Regions from separate parts of the Mus musculus genome. Here regions 1 and 2 are each linked to region 3. The links are chromatin loops, found by intact Hi-C in ENCODE. Cell type or tissue: heart. All regions are shown on one strand. Each heading gives the region's core, and the rest is flanking DNA. Links, peaks and the distances in the headings are about the cores only.

Region 1 (5,000 bases), core at 1-5,000, 140 kb before region 3:
GTATACCACTGGGGTGGGCTTTGAGGTTTCTCTCTGCCTTCAAGCTGTGGATCAGATGCAAGCTCTCAGCAACTACTCCAGTGCCATGTCTGCCTGCCACTGCACTCCCCACTTTGATGTTCTTAAACTATAAACAAGCCCCAAGTAAAAACTTTTATTTTAAAAGTTGCCTTGGTCATAGTGTCTCCTCACAGCAACTCATGCTGGCCTTGGATAACCCTGAATTCCTGATCGGAAGATTCCTCCTTCTACCCTCTGAGCATTCGGATGACAGGTGTTTGACTCTACATCCGGTCTGTGTGAGCCTCGTGCATGATAAGCAAACAGTCTACACAGAACCCTAACCAGCCTGCAGAGCCAAAGACAGCACATGAGTCTGATGGCTGTAGACCAAAAGCTGAGTTTTGCACCAAAAAACAAAAAAAAAATAAAAAAACAACTATTCACTAGCTCCCAGGTAAGTGTTCTGTGATGGGTCTCAGCATCTTTTTCTCCCTGACTCTGGTCATTTTATGAGGTGATACCAACAGGAAAGCACACACCACTGTCTCAACACCACACCCTTGACAGCTAGCTCCCAATGGCACATTGGGTTCACTTGGAAGAAGCATCTCTTTGTTCTTGCCCCAGCACACATTTGTCTCCACAGTAGGGTTAAGGAACCAGGTGTGGGCAGCCCTGGTCTGAGAAGCCCTGAGAATAAAGAGGATACAGAATGGGCCTCCAGAGCAGTTCTACACTACTAGAGCCTGCCAGGCATAACAAGTCCTATGAGCATCACGGTATGAGGAAACCCCCTCCAAGCAGCAAACAGCAGAGACTTATAACTCAGTCACTCAGGACCAGATGAGGCACTTCTTACCCAAAAGCTAAAGAGATGGAAGATCTGGAGCTAAAGCCAACTTCAACTACACAGCAACTAGAAGGGCAGCCTGAGCTACATGAGATCCTGCCTCAACCAAAACCAAAATAGCCTTTACATACAGTTTGTGTGAGTTCCACAAGAGTTCTCTGATTCCAAGACAGGAACTGCTATTATGTCCATTTCCCAGGTGAGGAAAACTAAGGCCCTGGGGAGCAACTTGTAGATAGGTGATGATGCCGTGTTACCCTACAGAAGTTATCTGGCAAATGTGTGTGTCCTTCTACCAGACAGACAACGTGAGATGGGCCTTGGAAGCATGGGAGTGGAGGTAGGTGGAGGAGCTCGCTTTAACCCTCCCCACATCTGTGCTGATACACTTCCCTTCAAGGGTTGGCAGGGCAAAGAGAATGGAGGGGGCCTGCGGGTGATGTGGCTGTGACTCACTGTATGACCTTGCTAGTAGGTTAACTGATAACCACTGCTCTCTGTGAACTCAAGACATAGGGGAATAGATGGCAGATTGAAAATTCCCCTTTAAAAGTCTCTGCTTTCTGTTGATTTCATCATCCTGTTCTCCCTCCCTCTTCATGGCCAGCTAATTTGAAAGGATCAGATGGGATCAGCTTCCTGCAGTGGAATTTTCCTCCCTTAGTTAAAAGGCTGTTTGAAGTTTCTTTCTTTTTAGGGGTAAATACCAGGAAGATGTCAGGGACAGTGTCAGGGAAAAAAAAAAAATCCTGTCCCTTTTTTTTTTTTGGTAAACCACTCAGACTCCAGTAATTCCGGCCTTTCTCCTACTCCTACAATGTAATACCTAAAGCCTGTAACTTTGTATCCCCACAACTATGCCCGATACATTACGCGGGTAATTAAGGGTGTGAAAAAGGAGAATGTCTCAAGACAAAAGATACATAAGGCTGTCTCAATGAATAAACTCTACACCATTGAACAAGGCTGAGAAGGCGTTACAAAACTTTCACCAGGATGGAAGCGAAATAACTATACTCTGTTGCTAGTCGGCCTGGGATTTCTACACTCACTATCTCGGGTCCTGAAGGACCAGAAAAAGGGAAGAATTTGTGTCCAAGTGAGCCACCAAGGACTGTGGTATCCTCTTGCCTCAGAGTGGTGCGATGACAAGCAGGAGTGCGGTTCCAAAAGTTTCTTAGACGCGAGGGAGCTGAGAGACCACTCGGTCCCGCTAGCAGAGCAGGGGAGCGGGGGCTCTGGTTACCTCCACGATCTTGATAAAGCGCGGGAACACAGGGTTGCGGGTGATGGCGATGAGCGGCAGGTGAGGAAACACATCCGGGACGGTCATGGGCGCGAGCGCTGTGACGACCGGGCCTTCCCCGGTGCTCGCCGTGGCCCCGTCCTCCGCACCGCCCTCGGAGGTCTCGTCGCTGCCACCGCGGTTGCCCGAGTCCCACAGCCCCCGCCACTGGACCCCGCCGGGAAGAACGCGGCCGCCCCAGGGAGCTGACATGTCGCAGGCCCGACATCCTCGGCGCAGCCACGACCCGGACGCGCTCGGGACCCGGCCTCCGGTGACAGCCAGCAGCGGCCGCCGCAGAACCCAGCACCGCGCAGCGGCCCAGAGCCGCACGTAGCCTGTGCTCGCCGCCATGGAACAGCCATACTGACGGCGCACCGCACTTACGTCATCTCTGCTCGCCCCCCGTTTGCGCACGTGATGACGCTCGCGTGCTTCGGGCTGGAGAGGCGGAGCTTGAATAAGGTGAGTGAGTGGGCGTGGTCAGAGGGAGACTGGGTTTGGGGATGGGAGGGCGGAGTAGGGGCGTGGTTCAAGGCTCAGAGCGGGGCTTGGAGTTGGACGGCAAGGGGGCGTGGCCCGATGAAGGATGTTCTAGAGAGGACTTTGAGGATCTGGATGAAAAAGTGAGAGGTGTAGTAAGCTTGAGGAAACATGACGGAGAAAGCAGGACTGGTGTGTGGTCCGAATGGGGGGCGCTCCACCAGGCAGGGATTGGAGGAACTGGAATCAGGGATATGGCCGAAGGCGGGCTCAAAGGTCGGGGCTTGACATAGGGGCGTGGCCAGAGCGGTGACTCCAGACTGGAGCTTGTGCGGAGGGGGCGGGGGGCATCGCTCTAGGAAGGGGGCCTGGAAGAAGCGTGGCCCCTCCCAGTTCCTACAACTACTGGTTTGTCCTGTCCAAGCTGTACCTTAGTACTGCGTTCTGTTTTTCTACTGCCATCAAAAAGGTTTTACAGGGTAAATTCTGTGTTCTGAAGGCATCGGAAGAAAAGTACAGCGCACCCCTCCTTTAACTTTAGTCTTTTCAGCGTTCTTTGTTGATACACAACAACAGGTTTTACTACATCTCCCTACGCAGTTGGTGGCATCTTCACTCCACACTGGAGGAGGCGTGCTTGGAGGGCTTTTGCCTCTCGTATAGTATGCATGCTAAAGGCCGTGCGCAGGTGCGCCTGCTCAGCGTTGCCTTTGTTGTCAGTGGTCCGTGAGGCACTTACCAAAACACTGAAGCTTCCAGGACACGTCCCAAGAGACCCGTGTGCATGCTCCGGCTCCACAAAGCAGGGAGTGGATTGATGCATGCCCAAAGCTCTGCTTCCACACCCACGTGTGCTCATGCTAGTGCTGTGGTGACCTCCTTGAAGTTTGGGCATGCTTTGGATTTTGACTTATGGATCTGGGAACCTGGGTGTAATTTTCAGGTTTGAAATGTGCGAGCTCTGCTTCCATATTGCGCATGCCCACTCCTTCCAGTTTCCTCTGCGTAGACCTAACCGGGCTTTTGTCCGACACGTCCAAAAGGTCCTGCTAGTGGCCTTCTTACCTGGTGCGCGTGCCCAGACAAGAGGCGGGTAGGAGAGAAGCGGCCTAACCTCACGCATGCTCAGACACTTTCTCAAGCTTGGCGGTTGAAGAGCAGTGTTAGCTGTGGAGAACCAGGCAAGATGCTGGTGTTGATGCTAGCAGCAGCAGTGGCCACCATGGTCAGGGCTCACACACTGTGCCGGTACAACTGCCTAACTGGGTTGGATTGCTGCTGGGAGGTTTTTTTTTTTTTTAAATGATATTTCAATTTTATTTTTTTTATTTATATGAATACACTGTAGCTGTCTTCAGACGCACCAGAAGAGGCCATTAAATCCCATTACAGATGGTTGTGAGCCACCATGTGGTTGCTGGGAATTGAACTCAGGACCACTGGAAGAGCAGTCAGTGCTCTTAACCACTGAGCCATCTCTCCAGCCCTGCTGGGAGGTTTATGACAGGAGGAATGGGGCTGGTTCTTGTTGGAGCCCAGGCATACCCTCCAGCCCAATTGTAGAAATCAAATTTGGCATATCTCTCCCAAGCAAATCACTAAAATCCATTTCTGGGTGTGGAGCCAGGGCTTTGGACATGCGTCAAACCTAAGTTCCTTGTGCAGTCTGCAATCTGTCCCACCATCCATCCCTACCTGGCTCAGCAGCAGTGCCATGGGCTGTTGAGGCTGAGTGCATGTTGGGAAGTATGCTGTGCTTAGTGCCATGGTGAGCAGTGTCTCTGATCGCTAACATGCAAGTATGTCTCTGTATGCCCTCCTCCTTCCCACTTTTCTCCCCGGAGGTCACCAGCCTGAGGGGACAAAAGGGGCAGAGGTGGAGAGGAGGGTTCAGACAGCCATGAATATGGACAAAATGATCTCTGGAGACTACTGCAGTGGGATGTCTGCTGTATTCTTCCAGGGATGAGAGCGTATTTAAGGGCTTTTTGGTTTGGTTTTGGGGGTTTTTTTGGTTGGTTGGTTGGTTGGTTGGTTGGTTTTGGTTTTTTCAAGACAGGGTTTCTCTTTATAGCCCTGGCTGTCCTGGAACTCACTTTGTAGACCAGGCTAGCCTCGAACTCAGAAATCCGCCTGCCTCTGCCTCCCGAGTGCTGGGATTAAAGGCGTGTGCCACGCCCGGCTTTAAGGGCTTTTTTGAGGGGTACAGGTGGAAAGGGCCAATGGGTCATGTGGGTGGGAAGCCAGAACAGGCTGTGTGTGCTGAGTTCTGCAGCTGGTCACTTTTCAGAGGCCAGCCACCTGTGTTTAAGGACACTGTCCAAACAAAGACAGGAAGAGACAGGGAAGCCCTGCTGAGAAAGGAAAAGTCTCCCACTT
Region 2 (5,000 bases), core at 1-5,000, 150 kb before region 3:
AGTTCAGATCCTAGCACCCATGATGGAGAGCTCACAACAGACAGTGCCAGTGTGTATATACAAGCACACCCACACAAGCACTAAGTTAAGAAAATGCCTCCGTCAGATTGGACTGTGGGACACTTTCTTGATTGATGACTATGGGTAGGTGGTCCTGGGTGTTATTAGAAAGCAGGCTGAGCAAACCATGGAGAACAAGCCTATAAACTAATTTTCCATGGCCTCTACTTCAGTCCTGCCTCCAGATTCCTGCCCTAACTTCCCTTAGTGATGGAGAATGACCTGAGAGTAACAAGCTGAAATAAACCCTTTCCTATCCAAGCTACTTCTGGTCATGGTTTTTATCACACAAAATTTTTAAAAGTTAAAACAAAAAACTAAAACTAAAATCTTTCTGGGCTCCAAACATTACATCTGGAACATAGAGATCCCTGTTAGCCAGGACTCTGCCCATAAAGCAAAGGCTCTACATCCCCCCCCCACCAGAAAACCGGCTGGGGACCATTCCCAAGTCCTTTATTGGGCCAGCAATGCTGGAAGCTGCCCTCAGAGTGAGGTCCCCACTGGGATGTCTCTGCCATCCTGGTCTTGACCCCCATAATGCTGGGGCAGGTGGCATCCATTACTTGCTGTGTTCCTTGAGGTACTCCCAGCCCTCCTTGGAGTATTCTCGGGCCTTGGAGGGGGCCACCGACAAGGCTGACATGACTGAGATGATGCCTGCAGAGACAGCACACAGGTGCCATAAGGTCCCCACCTTGCCAGAGCCACTCAGCCAGCCAACCCCTGGGGAGTGCAAGAGCAGTACATGGAGGAGGAATGGGACTAGCCTTTCCTGATGGACAAGTTCCAGTGTGGATCTAAACCACAACCCCTTCCCTATGCTCTGTTTTAAAAGGTTTCATCTCACTAATATATTCCAAGGTTATCCTCAAACTCTCAGTCCTTCTGCCTCAGCTCTTCCCAGTGCTGAGATTATAGGTGTGTATAACAATATCCAGCTTTTCTTTGTGGAGACAAGGTCTCATATATCCCATATGGCCTGGAATTCCCTATGTAGTCAAAGATGACCCTGAAATCCTTCATTCTCTTGCCTGCACTGAGTGCTGAGATGACAGACCTACAAACACCATGCCTGATTTATGGGGTGCTGACGACAGGACCCAGAGCTTTATGCATGCTAGGAAAGATCTTTACCACTGATCTACAACCCCAACCCCTTAGGGTTTTTTTAAGTATTTTGTTTTTCCTATTTTTGAGAAAGGATGTCCCTGTGTAGTCCTGGCTATAGATCAAGCTGGCCTTGAAACTACAATTTTCCTGCCTCGGCCTCCCAAATACTAAAGTCACAATCATGGGCCACCATACCCAGTCCTTTCTACTTAGTTCCATAGGTGATATACAGGCACACAAACAGGAAAACATGGAGGAGTAGAAAGGGTCAATGAGGTAAACAGGGCTGGGAGAGAGGCTGGGGTGCCCAGGCATCCCCCCAAGCAGGGGCATAGGGGCCTACCTGAGTTCCAGGAATCACGGAAGTTTGGAAATTTAATCTTTGGAGGGGTTGGGAGCTGGGAAGAAAGAGGAACACGGGCTGACACGGGAAACAGGTCACAGCCTTGTCTCCCAAACCCAGAAACACAAAACTCCACCAAGCAGGGGTGGAGGAGGCCCCAAGGACACCCAGAAGCAACCTGTAGGCCACCCACTCCCAGCCAAGGTACCTGTGGCATCTCCAGACCTGTCTGCTGGCACACATATTGGCTGAACTGGTACATTGCTGGTGGCACAACCTCCTCGGCCTTCCGCAGGGCAGCCTCACTCTTGTCACTAGGCCCCAGCAGCTCCTGGTCATAAACAAGGTAGACTGCTCCTCCAGCCACACTTCCCTTAATGAGGAACCTTCAGGAATACATGAAGGGAGACGCTGTGGGGGGCAGGATCTCAGAGATCAGACAGTTGATCATTTTTTGTTGTTGTTGTTTTGTTTTTCGAGACAGGGTTTCTGTGTAGCCCTGGCTGTCCTGGAACTCACTCTGTAGACCTGGCTGGCCTCGAACTCAGAAATCCGACTGCCTCTGCCTCCTAAGTGCTGGGATTAAAGGCGTGTGCCACCACTCCCGGCCAGTTGATCATTTCATTTGCCTTTGTGACACGACTTTTAGCAGTAAACGGAGTCTTAAAGAGAGACAGGGTGGGTCATTCGAAACCCTGCAAAGGATAATGGACACTCAAGATCCCTGGTACAAAACCTTCCAGGGTGTCTGGCGGAGCTTCCCCGCAAGTTACTCAAGTCAGCTACGGAGGGAGATGGGCAGGATTGCCTACGCATCTGAATTGCACCTAAGAGTAAATTGAAGCAGTAGGGTGATAAGGGCTGGCTGAAGCCAGTTTCCCTACACAGACCGTGAGAAAGGTCCGTAACAACCGGAAGTGAGCCGTCGCAGGACCCTAAGCCACGAGGCAGAGATGCCTACAGCCCCGAACTTTCTCAGGGCCTCCACGATTGTCCACGCACCTCATTAGCGACCACACTCGAGCCACCATGGTTAGTCTCTCGCTTCACTCGCCGCGCAAGGACAAGTAATTCGCCCGCCGCTTCCGGTTGGTGTCGCTGCTGAGACTCCTGGGAAATGTAGTGGTCGCTGTCAGCCGCAATGGAGTTAGACTCTTGTAGGTCGAGGTCCGTGGCTGCCGCAATTCTTTCTGGGAAATGTATTAGTTAGGCGGAAGACCAAAGAAGGGCTAGGCCGCGAAGGCTCCTGGGAAATGTAGTCTGGAGGCACGACAGAGACGAGCCCTCGGAAGACACTGGTCGGATTCCCCGCGCCCGCGCGGAGAATTGAGTGTCCCCCAGGTGAAGCAAGCCTAAGTGATGGTTACCACGGCAACGCGAGGGCTGGATTGTTCCAGAGAAGCAGGCCTTTGGTTCACGTGAGCGGTTAGGGGTGTGGCTCTAACCTAGGAAGCTTGGAGAGGCTACAGATGGCCTGTGAGATGGACGCTTGCCAAGGTTGTTGACTTGCCAAGGCCAAGGCGCTGGAGGATCCCTGCCGGGTAGAAGTCTTGGGGTCATGTGAGAACGGGTTGGCGGTGGGTGGTCCGGAGTACAAGGAGCCACACTGGGGTGCGAAGTGCCGCAGGAGGGGTTAGCGGCCAAGTGGACATCATGTAGATCCCTGTTCGGTTGCAAGGTGAGCTTGAGCAGATGTGCACCATGGATGCATGGATGCCTTGTAATTGTCTATGGAGACCTATTGTCCTAATTACTTCTCAGTTGTCCTGACAAAGCACCATGGCCAAGGCAACTCAATAGAAGGAAAAGTTTTCTGCTTCCAGTTTCAGAGGACCATGACCATCGTAACGCGGAGCATGACAGCAGGCAAACCGGGATGGCGCTGGAGCAGCAGCTGAGAGCTTACATTGTGGCTCATAAGCTGAAAGAGACTACAGGGTATTGTGTGGGCTTTTGAAACCTTAAAGTCCACACCACTGTCACCCCTGCCCCAAGAAAACTTATCTCCTAATCCTTGCCAAACAGTTCTACCAAATGGGGACCAAGCATTCAAATACATGAAACTGTAGGGGTCATTCCGATTCAACCATACACAAGACCCCCCCCACACACAACTTTATTTCTTTATTACTTATTTTTGTGTTGGGTTTGGTTTGGTTTGCCTTTGGTTGGTTATTGTTTGCTTGCTTGTTTTGAGGCAAGGTTTGTCTAACAGTCCTGGCTGTCCTGGAACTCACTTTGTGGCCCAGGCTGGCCTCGAACTCACAGCTCTGCCTGCATCTGCCTCTTAAGTGTTGGTATTAAAGTGTGTTCCACCATCACCCAGCTTTGTGGGTTTTTTTCTTTTTTAGACGGGGTCTTATTCTTTGTACGTGATTGGTCTGGAACTCATATGGACCAAAGCTGAATTCTCCTGCCTGGGCCTCCTCATTCCTGCTTTTACAGACATGTCCAGTGTCTATGGTGACATTTTCTCCTTTTCACCCAGAACTAAAATAAACCAACCCTCATGACTAAGAATGGGTGAGAGGAGCCTAGAACATGGCAAGGTAGCATGTGGCATTGCCAGTAGCGCTTAGACAGTGTATCTTTGGACCTAAGATTTGAAAGAAGTAAGTTTTAGGGAAGAGCGTCCAAGCAAGAACTCAGCCAGTGCACAGGCCCAGGACCTGGGACAAAGCTGAGCAGACTGGGCAGTTTGGACTGGCTCCTGGAGGACCCTTTAAGGGGCCCAGGGCTTTGTTTTCCCCCCACTCCCAGAATGACCAGAGTGAGTGGTCTGAGGAAGAAGGAAGGATGTTGGCAGCAGGACATCTTCATTATGTCCCACTAAGGCTCACACACGGAAGGCGAGCCTCCCTGTGTGTGGGTGCAGGGCTGGGATGGGGGTAGGAAGTGAGTGTGAGTGGGAGGGAAGAATGGGAGAACTTGAGAGCACTTTCTTCATCCAACTTCCTTATAACTTGTTCCAGACCTGAGGCTGTTTCTTCCCTGGCTAAATGTCAACAGGAATATACCTTTCAGTGTGTGCTTGTTAACAGAAACTGCAGTGATAGAGATACAGCAAAATACTCTGTGTACCTGCAAATATAGGGGGACATTGGAGGATGGCGCCCTGGGCATCAAGAAATACCTACTCCCCATGGGCCAGAGGCTTGCCTCTTGGATACTAGGCCCCGCCCTTGCCCTTCTTGGTCTCTGCCCTCAGCTCCCACTCAAGTTTAGCCTCCCTCCTGCATTCAAGTCCAGCCCCTGCTGTGTTCTACCACCCCACCCCACCCCCACCTTGGTTTGGACAGCAGGTCCTGCTCATTTCCCCTCCCTCTTGCGTAAAAGACCCCGCCCCTGCCCAGATTGGCTCCGCCCCCTCTCCTCCATTCCCTCTTTCTGTCTTAAGCTCCGCCCCTGCCCAGCTTTGCCTCGCCCCGGCTCCTGCTCAAGTTTCCTCTCCCTCCTGTGTTCTAGGACCTATTCCTACCTTCTT
Region 3 (7,526 bases), core at 1,227-6,226:
TTCCCGCTTACCCCCTCTCTCCCCATTCCCTTCTCCCCTCTCTCCACGTGGCCATAGCCAGTCTCCACTTCTCTACTCTCTCCTTCTCTCTGTCTTTCTCTGCCTCTTAACTCTCCTCCCCATGCCCTGAATAAACTCTATTCTATACTATACCCTCATGTGGCTGGTCTCTCAGGGGGAAGGGATGCCTTGGCATGGGCTGGTGGGGCACCCCCTTGCCCCACACCTCACCACACCCCCATAGAACATGTCTCCTTATATTTCTTTATCTTTTTATGATCACAACATTGGGGACTTTGCAGAATGTCAGGGTCCTGTCCACCCCCCCTCCACCCCCTTTCCAGAGCCAGCCTGGCCTTCCTGGAGGCCATCAGTCCCAAGGGGAAGCACTCTGTCTTTGGGTGGAGACCCAGGCCAAGGTTCTGGGAGGCTGGCGGCCTCTGGCCAAAACATGAACTTGGCTGGTGAGGAAGTTTCCATCTTAGCTTTAGGAACTGGCCCAGGTTCAGCTGTTTGAAGGATGGACCCCCCACCGCCACCACCACTGCCGAGGGAACTCCTAGTGACCAGCCCAGGGGGGTTGGAGGTGGCTGGGAACTCAGTGTGTCCTCCATCCCCCTTGGCCATCTCATATGATTGTTAACTTCCCATGCACCATGCAGCATTGTGTGTTGAGATCAAAGAGATTGCTTAGCCTCAGTTTGGCCATCTGTAAAATGGTGGTTCCAGGCCCAGCCTTGGGCACCCCCTGTAGAACAGGATTATCCTCAGAGCTCCCTTTTAGCACGGGTTGGGTTTGGGGGCTAGTTGCTATGCAGTCAAGGATGACCTTGAACTCCTGATTCTCGGGGCATGTTCCCTGTGCTGGTTCTGAGGTGCTGGGGATGGAACCAGGGCTTCAGCGCTTCCAGTGAGGGCTCCACCCTTTGAGACCAGCAAAGGCTTTGTGCTCTGTAGCCCAGGCTGGCCTGGAAATCCCCATGCTCCTGCCTCCAGGGTTTCCAATATTGGGTTCTGGGACTTTGGGGTGACTGTCACGCTTAGTTTGGGAGACGCAGAGGGGCCTCCTGCATCACTTGACACACTCTAGTGGGGGTGGGGTGTCACGGGCAAACCGAGGCCAAGAAGGGACCCTAGCAGCCCGTGGGCGGCAGGAAGGAGCGAAGCTGCAGATCTAGGCTGGGATGGTAAAAACAGGACCGGAGCTGTTCCTCTGGGAGCCATCGACAGCACGGGGTCAGAGGTGGAGGCCGGGTCCCTGCCGCCTCCGAGGTCAGGAAGGTGGGAAACGCATCAGGCGGGCCACCTGGGCAGCGGCTCCTGCGGAAGGAGCTGGGGGGCCGGGGATGGGCGGGACCTAGCTCAGTGGGCGGGGCTGCGGGGCAGGCTTGCTCGCAGGCTGTGTTGCGCACGCGCACTCTTGCGGCGCCGCCAGCTGCTGTAACGCTGAGCTCTCCGCAACCCGCTTGGCCCTGGCTGCTCTAATCCCCCTGCTCCCGACCTGCAGCCCCGAGATAAGGACCCAGCTGCAGGCATAGATAAAGGAATCTGCCACACAAATCCGGGAGGCCAGGCGTGGGCACCCAGCCCAGGACTGCACCTGCTAGACCTAAGGAGGGGGGGGAGGGGCGGCCCAGAGGTGGGGGTGGGGGTACCCAGGTGAACACAGAACTGGAGACAGAAAAGGAGGGAGCCTAGCCTGTAAAGCCAGGCCATTTGGGAAGATGAGGCAGGGGCATTGCCGTGAGTTTGGGGTTGCCTTGGAATGGAAAGCGAGTCTTTGTCACAAAAGGACAAAAATGAGAGACAGGAAAGAGAATGTCAAGTATGGTGGCAGACACACTTTGAGAGGTGGAGGAAGGAGAATCAGGGATTCAAGGTCATTTCTGGCAATAGTGAGTTGGAGACTAGTCTGTGCTACCTGAGACCTTATCTTAAAAAAATAAAAATAAAATAAAACCGTTGAGGAAGAATAGAAGAGACACACAGAGAGGAATAGGGGAGGAGGCAGCAGTGGGGCCCTTCGGTCTTCCCTGCCCCCACTTGGTGCCCAGGTCTCCAGTGCTAGCAGGGCCACAGCCACCTGCCTCCCTCACTTCCTGGTGTCAGCTGAGATCAGGCTGGAGCTGTAGTTCCAGGGGGCTATCTGGATCCCTCAGTTCAGGGAGCCACAGACTCTCCCGGAGGCACGTTGCCAGGGGACTCGGGTGTGGAAACTGGCCGAGGAGGAAAGGGGGGGGGCTCTATTTTCCGTGTTAGGTGGAATGGTGTACCTGGAGGAGACTAGGACGGAAGGCTGGTTCTCAAAAGGGTACGGAGTAGGTCATCCTTGGACGCGGAAGGACTAGGGGTGGGGTAGGAGGAGAAATGGAGGCCCAGATGCTAGTCTGTGCTCAGGGTTGGAACCGGGCCTGGCGGACAGTAAACCCTCACTAGCTGCTGAGCTCCCCGTAAGGATCCAGCACCATTGTATTCACATCACCATGAATGCTGCACCTCATGGTTAACGGTCTGTACGGTTTCACAGTTATCAACTGCCAGGCTGTCACGCCTCCTGCGGGAAGCCAGCCTGGGTTGCCTTGCACAGAAGAGGACGGAGTTGCTTTGAGGAAGGGATCTTGTTTCTGTCGTTGCCCTTTGCAGCCCTGTTTCTTCCAAGAGCGTGTCCTTATCACAACCCAATTGTAGACGCTACAAAGGAGCCTCAGCCTTAAAATGCATTGTTATTCCCATCTTGCCCAGTAGGGACGGTAGAGAGCAATGGCGCAAACAGGGTGCTATTGTGGTCTAAGGCTAATTAATCGCTTTACCTCTCTGGGCCTGTTTCCCCTTATGTTATACAACCAGCAGAGTCTAGTTCGTGCGTTGCGGGACAGCCTGGGCTACAGGGTGAGACCCCCATCTCCATGAATTAAATAAATTTAAATACTGATTGGTTTGACTTGGCTTTGGTTGAGACATGTAGCTCAGGCTGGCCTCAAACACCAGGACTGCCAGGGCTATACAGAGAAACCCTGTCTCGACCCCCTCCCCCCCCCCCAAAAAAAAAAAAACCAAAACAAAAACAAAACACTACCTCCCGATCCACCCAAGTGCTGTTCTTACATGTTTAAGCACATTTTTATTAAAATAGTAATTGCAGGATCGGAGAAGTGCCTGATGTCAGGCTCAAGGGGCTGAGTTCAATCCCGGGACCGACATGGGGATGCAGGGACCCCCGCCCCCCATTGTCATATGACCTCCACATAAGGGTGACACACAGGAGACCCACACACACACAATAGATGAGTAAATGTCACTTTCAAAGTAACGCTGGCACACACCTTTAATCCCAGCACTTGGGAGGCAGAGGCAGGAGGATTTCTGAGTTTGAGGCTTGCCTGGGCTACATAGTGAGACGCTGTCTCAAAAAAAAAAAAAAAAAGAAAAAAGAAAAGAAAAGGCAGTACAATAAAAATAATTCAAATTGCCACGCGTTTATGGGCCACAGTGGCTCACGAAGGGCACTGTCAAAGGACAGCGTGTCCCCGTGAAGTCATTTGATCCTTCAAAGCTGTTGGTATTTTTTGTTTGTCTTCTGAGACACGGTTTCTCTGAGTAGCTCAGGCTGTTCTGGACCTCACTCTATAGACCAGGCTGGCCTCGAACTCATGATTCACCTGACTCGATCTCCCCAGTGCTGGGATTAAAGGCGTGCGCAACACCGCTCGGGCTGCGGTTTTTTATTATAAAATAACAGACTCGTTTGTAAAAGGGACAGAAGCAGAGTAGGTGAGTGTGAGCTGCACCCACACCCACACCCCCAGATTCACTTCCACGGATCAAGAGTGACCCACGGATGACCGACAAGAACCCCTCCGGGACCCTTGAGCACTTCCGTTTCCTGCGCAGCCTTGGCCCCCCCCCCCCCCGCCCCCACGGTCGTGCGCACGCGCGCCTTAGCAGCATTGCTGTAGTCTGAGCGTGCGCATTTCTTTCTGTAGGCTCCAGAGGACACGAGCGACCCGGAAGACTTTCCTGCCACACTCCAGAGCTGGTGTGAGGGGCATCGATGGCGGAGACGGCAGCGGAGAGCGGTGGTGGCGGTGACTCCGGGGTTGGCGCGTGCGAACGGGGGGTGGCGCCCATTAAAGCTCAGTGAGTCGCTGGCGCCCGTCAGCGAAGCTGATGTGGCCTTCCCGGCGTCCGTGGCGGGTGCGAGTGGTGCATGCTGGGAGGTGTGGCGGCATCCTGGAGAGCGGCATCCCGGAGGCGCCAAAGTCTTTACCTACCTTCTGCTGACACACGAGTGTAACATGTGTTGGTTGTCACAAGCCATGAGGCCGGCTGTGCACATAGGCAGCTTTGGGGAACCAGAAGCAGGGCCCGAGGTGCATGGTGGGGCTTGTAGTCTCCACGAGGGAAAAAAAAATGGCTCGCAGCGAAAGACCTGGGAAGGGTGGTAGCTTGAGTCTCGCTGCCAAGCATGCTGGGGTTTGTAGTTCCTTCGTAGCCTACCAAGGATATTGATATTTGTGTGTCGCAACCCTTAAGGCAATTCAGTTCTCAGAGCAGAGACACAAATGGCTCCTTCAAGTGTAAAACAGGTGTCCCCGTGGCACTGGGTGAAAACTGGCTGGTTCTAAGTAGGGAAAGCTTCCTGCAAGCAGGAGCACGTGAGCTTGGCATTAGCCCCCAAGCCCCTTTCCCTGTGCACATCGAGCCTCTCCCGCTCTGGCAGGTACCGCACAACCAAAGAACGGTTCCACGAATATCTGGATGGAGACAAGCAGGAGGGTGCATGCCAGGAAGTGCCCACAGGAGACCCAGCTGAGCCAGGGGCCAAAAGAATTCGCCTGGAAGATGGGCAGGAAAATGGGAAGACAGAGGTGGCAATTGAATCCCGTGAAAGGCAGGTGCCCAAGAGGGCCCGTGGCCAAAACAAAAGCCGGCCCCATGTGAAGCCAGCACACTACGACAAGGACAGGCTCTGCCCGTCCTTCCTCCAGGTGAGGGGTGGCTCTACAGGCTTGGCTTAAAGTCTGAAGATGCTGTGCTGTGACAAATATATATGACCCTTGACCTACAGGGACTCGACCTAGTAGTGCCTTGCCTTGGCCCCTGGTGCTGCCTTCAAAGTCATTGACCCTCAGCCTATCTACACATCACACTTGAATTTATTTATTTTTGGTTTTTTTGAGACAGGGTTTCTCTGTGTAGCCCTGGCTGACCTGGAACTCACTCTGTAAACTAGGCTGGTCCTGAACTCAGAGAGCACTCCCAAGTTCTGGGATTAAAGATGTGCTCAGCTATTTCAATTTACCTTTTTTTTTTAAAAAGATTTATTTATTTATTTATTTATTTATTTATTTATTTATTTATTATATGTAAGTACACTGTAGCTGTCCTCAGACACTCCAGAAGAGGGAGTCAGATCTCGTTACAGATGGTTGTGAGCCACCATGTGGTTGCTGGGATTTGAACTCCTGACCTTTGAAAGAGCAGTCGGGTGCTCTTACCCACTGAGCCATCTCACCAGCCTCCCTTTTTTTTTTTTTAAAGATTTATTTATTTTATGTATATGAGTCCACTGTAGCTGTCCTCAGACACACCAGAAGAGAGCATCGCACCCGTTACAGATGGTTGTGAGCCACCATGTGGTTGCTGGGAATTGAACTCAGGACCTCTGGAAGAACAGTCAGTGCTCTTAACCTCTGAGCCATCTCTCTAGCCCCCTTAATTTACCTTTTAAAGAGGGTCTTGTATGTCCTGGAGCTGGAGTTTCAGGTGGTTGTGAGCTGGGAAATCAAATCCAGATGGTGTGCAAGAGCAGCTGGGGTTCTTGACCTCGGACCTGTCACTCCAGCTTGACACTGTTCCAGCTTTAGGTGAAACAGGCACACTGGGGACACTCCCCCAGGACTTGCAGATGGAAGAATCAGCACTTGGCCCACCCTGGCCACTCAGTCCTCTCCTGGTCCTTTCATGTCCCTCACAGGAGCCGGCCACCCCATGTGCATTTGGAGACCGTTGCCGCTTCCTGCACGATGTGGGGCGCTACCTGGAGACCAAACCGGCAGACCTGGGCCCCCGCTGCGTGCTCTTCGAAACCTTTGGCCGGTGCCCTTTCAGCATGACCTGTCGCTTTGCTGGAGCACACCTGGGGCCTGAGGGGCAGAACCTGGTGCAGGAAGAGGTGGTGGCCCGCTGTGCACAGCTCCCTTCAGTGCGGAATGGCTTAGACAGGGCCCTGCAGCAGCAGCTGCGGAAGCGCCAAGTGTGCTTTGAGCGAGCTGAGCAGGCCCTGAACCGCCTCACCCAGAGCCCCATGCCCACTGTTGTCCCTGAGACCACTGTGGCCATGGCGACCCCAAAGCAGAATAGCTGCCATGCCCAGCTAGATACCGTAGGAGGGGCTGGCACCCCGCAGAGCAGCCCTGTGCCAACCTGTGGCCCCTTGACAGACGAGGACGTGATCCGGCTGCGGCCCTGTGAGAAGAAGCGGGTAAGGTGCAGGCATGGGAACTGGATTCCTGCATTGTCCACAGTCCTGTCTTAGCAGCAAGAGCCTGAACTGCCCCAGAGGATCAGGGCTAAGGGAGAAAAGGGTACGATGGAAGGCTCCTGAAGGGCAGGCACCGAGACAGGGTTTCAGAGCTTGAATAGGAGCTCTCCAGACAGAAGGCCAGTCATTGGCGAGCTTTCCCCTTAAGACAAGTGAACTTGGTGTGTACAGTGGCCAGCAGCAGAGGGAGGACGCTGGGGGACGGGGGGTGGGGAGGAGTGTGGGAGGGGGACGGGGACGTGTTAGTGGGGGAAGGAGGCCTGATGTGTTCATTTCCCTTCCAGCTAGACATCAGCGGAAAGCTGTATCTGGCTCCTTTAACCACGGTAGGAGGTGGCTGGGGGTGGGCGGCCCAGTGGTCCCTGGGGCATTACTCATCCAGCGTGCCTGCTTTCCTGACCTCTGAGGACTGACCATGTCCCTGTCCCGGTCAGTGTGGAAACCTACCCTTTCGCCGCATTTGCAAGCGCTTTGGCGCGGATGTGACCTGCGGTGAGATGGCCGTGTGTACGAACCTGCTCCAGGGACAGATGTCTGAGTGGGCTTTGCTCAAGCGCCACCCCTGTGAGGACATCTTTGGGGTGCAGGTCAGTGTTTGCCCTGGAGGAGGTTGCCATGTTGGGGACGTGCTGTGGCCGTGTGTGGGACTGCCAGTCACTGAGCAGATTCCGCCTGCCTGGTGCAGCTGGAGGGCGCGTTCCCTGACACCATGACCAAATGTGCCGAGCTCCTCAACCGCACCATTGACGTGGACTTCGTGGACATCAACGTGGGCTGCCCCATCGACCTCGTCTACAAGAAGGTGATGGCTGCTCTACCCTGGAGCCTGGGCTGGGTGTGGCCCAAGCCCGGGACCCTGCCCTGCTGGCCCTGTGTCTCAGTTTCCCCATCTGGACACGGAGCACACTGAGTTGGGCGGCAGGCAGTTCAGCTGTATGTGGGTGCCTACAGGGAGTGTGTGTGTGTCTTGGAGTTCACCAGG

Evidence for each region. A loop is a pair of places that touch in the nucleus more often than their neighbours do. Peaks named below come from ENCODE experiments on the same cell type or tissue, not always from the same donor. Only the 100,000 strongest peaks of a DNase experiment are listed, where the experiment ranks them.
Region 1: it touches region 3 in a loop (2.8-fold over the local background); 7 of 42 quality-filtered maps call a loop at or near these places.
Region 2: a loop joins it to region 3, with 2.6 times the contacts of the local background. A loop is called at or near these places in 7 of 42 quality-filtered maps.

Annotation. Positions count from the first base shown.
Region 1 is chr17:56,624,382-56,629,381 of GRCm38, forward strand. Lonp1 (lon peptidase 1, mitochondrial) reads right to left here and starts at 2,522. Exons shown (of 18, transcript NM_028782.2): 1 at 2,100-2,522. The coding sequence starts at 2,492. It overlaps Catsperd (cation channel sperm associated auxiliary subunit delta), which reads left to right and starts at 3,762. Exons shown (of 22, transcript NM_175350.3): 1 at 3,762-3,869. The coding sequence starts at 3,808. In heart, for the core only: no CTCF peak of the experiment used is centred there; DNase peaks (open chromatin) are centred at 2,610 and 3,670; H3K4me3 peaks cover 2,903 bases; H3K27ac peaks cover 2,201 bases; H3K27me3 peaks cover 535 bases.
Region 2 is chr17:56,607,122-56,612,121 of GRCm38, forward strand. Micos13 (mitochondrial contact site and cristae organizing system subunit 13) reads right to left here and starts at 2,650. Exons shown (of 4, transcript NM_153152.4): 1 at 2,519-2,650; 2 at 1,725-1,902; 3 at 1,517-1,571; 4 at 331-720. The coding sequence starts at 2,547. The coding sequence ends at 623. It also overlaps a transcript of Rpl36 not described here. In heart, for the core only: a CTCF peak has its summit at 2,605; DNase peaks (open chromatin) are centred at 600, 1,680, 2,710 and 4,890; H3K4me3 peaks cover 2,726 bases; H3K27ac peaks cover 2,731 bases.
Region 3 is chr17:56,760,805-56,768,330 of GRCm38, forward strand. Dus3l (dihydrouridine synthase 3-like (S. cerevisiae)) reads left to right here and starts at 3,947. Exons shown (of 13, transcript NM_144858.2): 1 at 3,947-4,137; 2 at 4,721-4,988; 3 at 5,978-6,484; 4 at 6,829-6,870; 5 at 6,979-7,131; 6 at 7,230-7,346. The coding sequence starts at 4,052. In heart, for the core only: no CTCF peak of the experiment used is centred there; DNase peaks (open chromatin) are centred at 1,407, 2,507, 4,127, 4,207 and 5 weaker places; H3K4me3 peaks cover 3,162 bases; H3K27ac peaks cover 3,431 bases.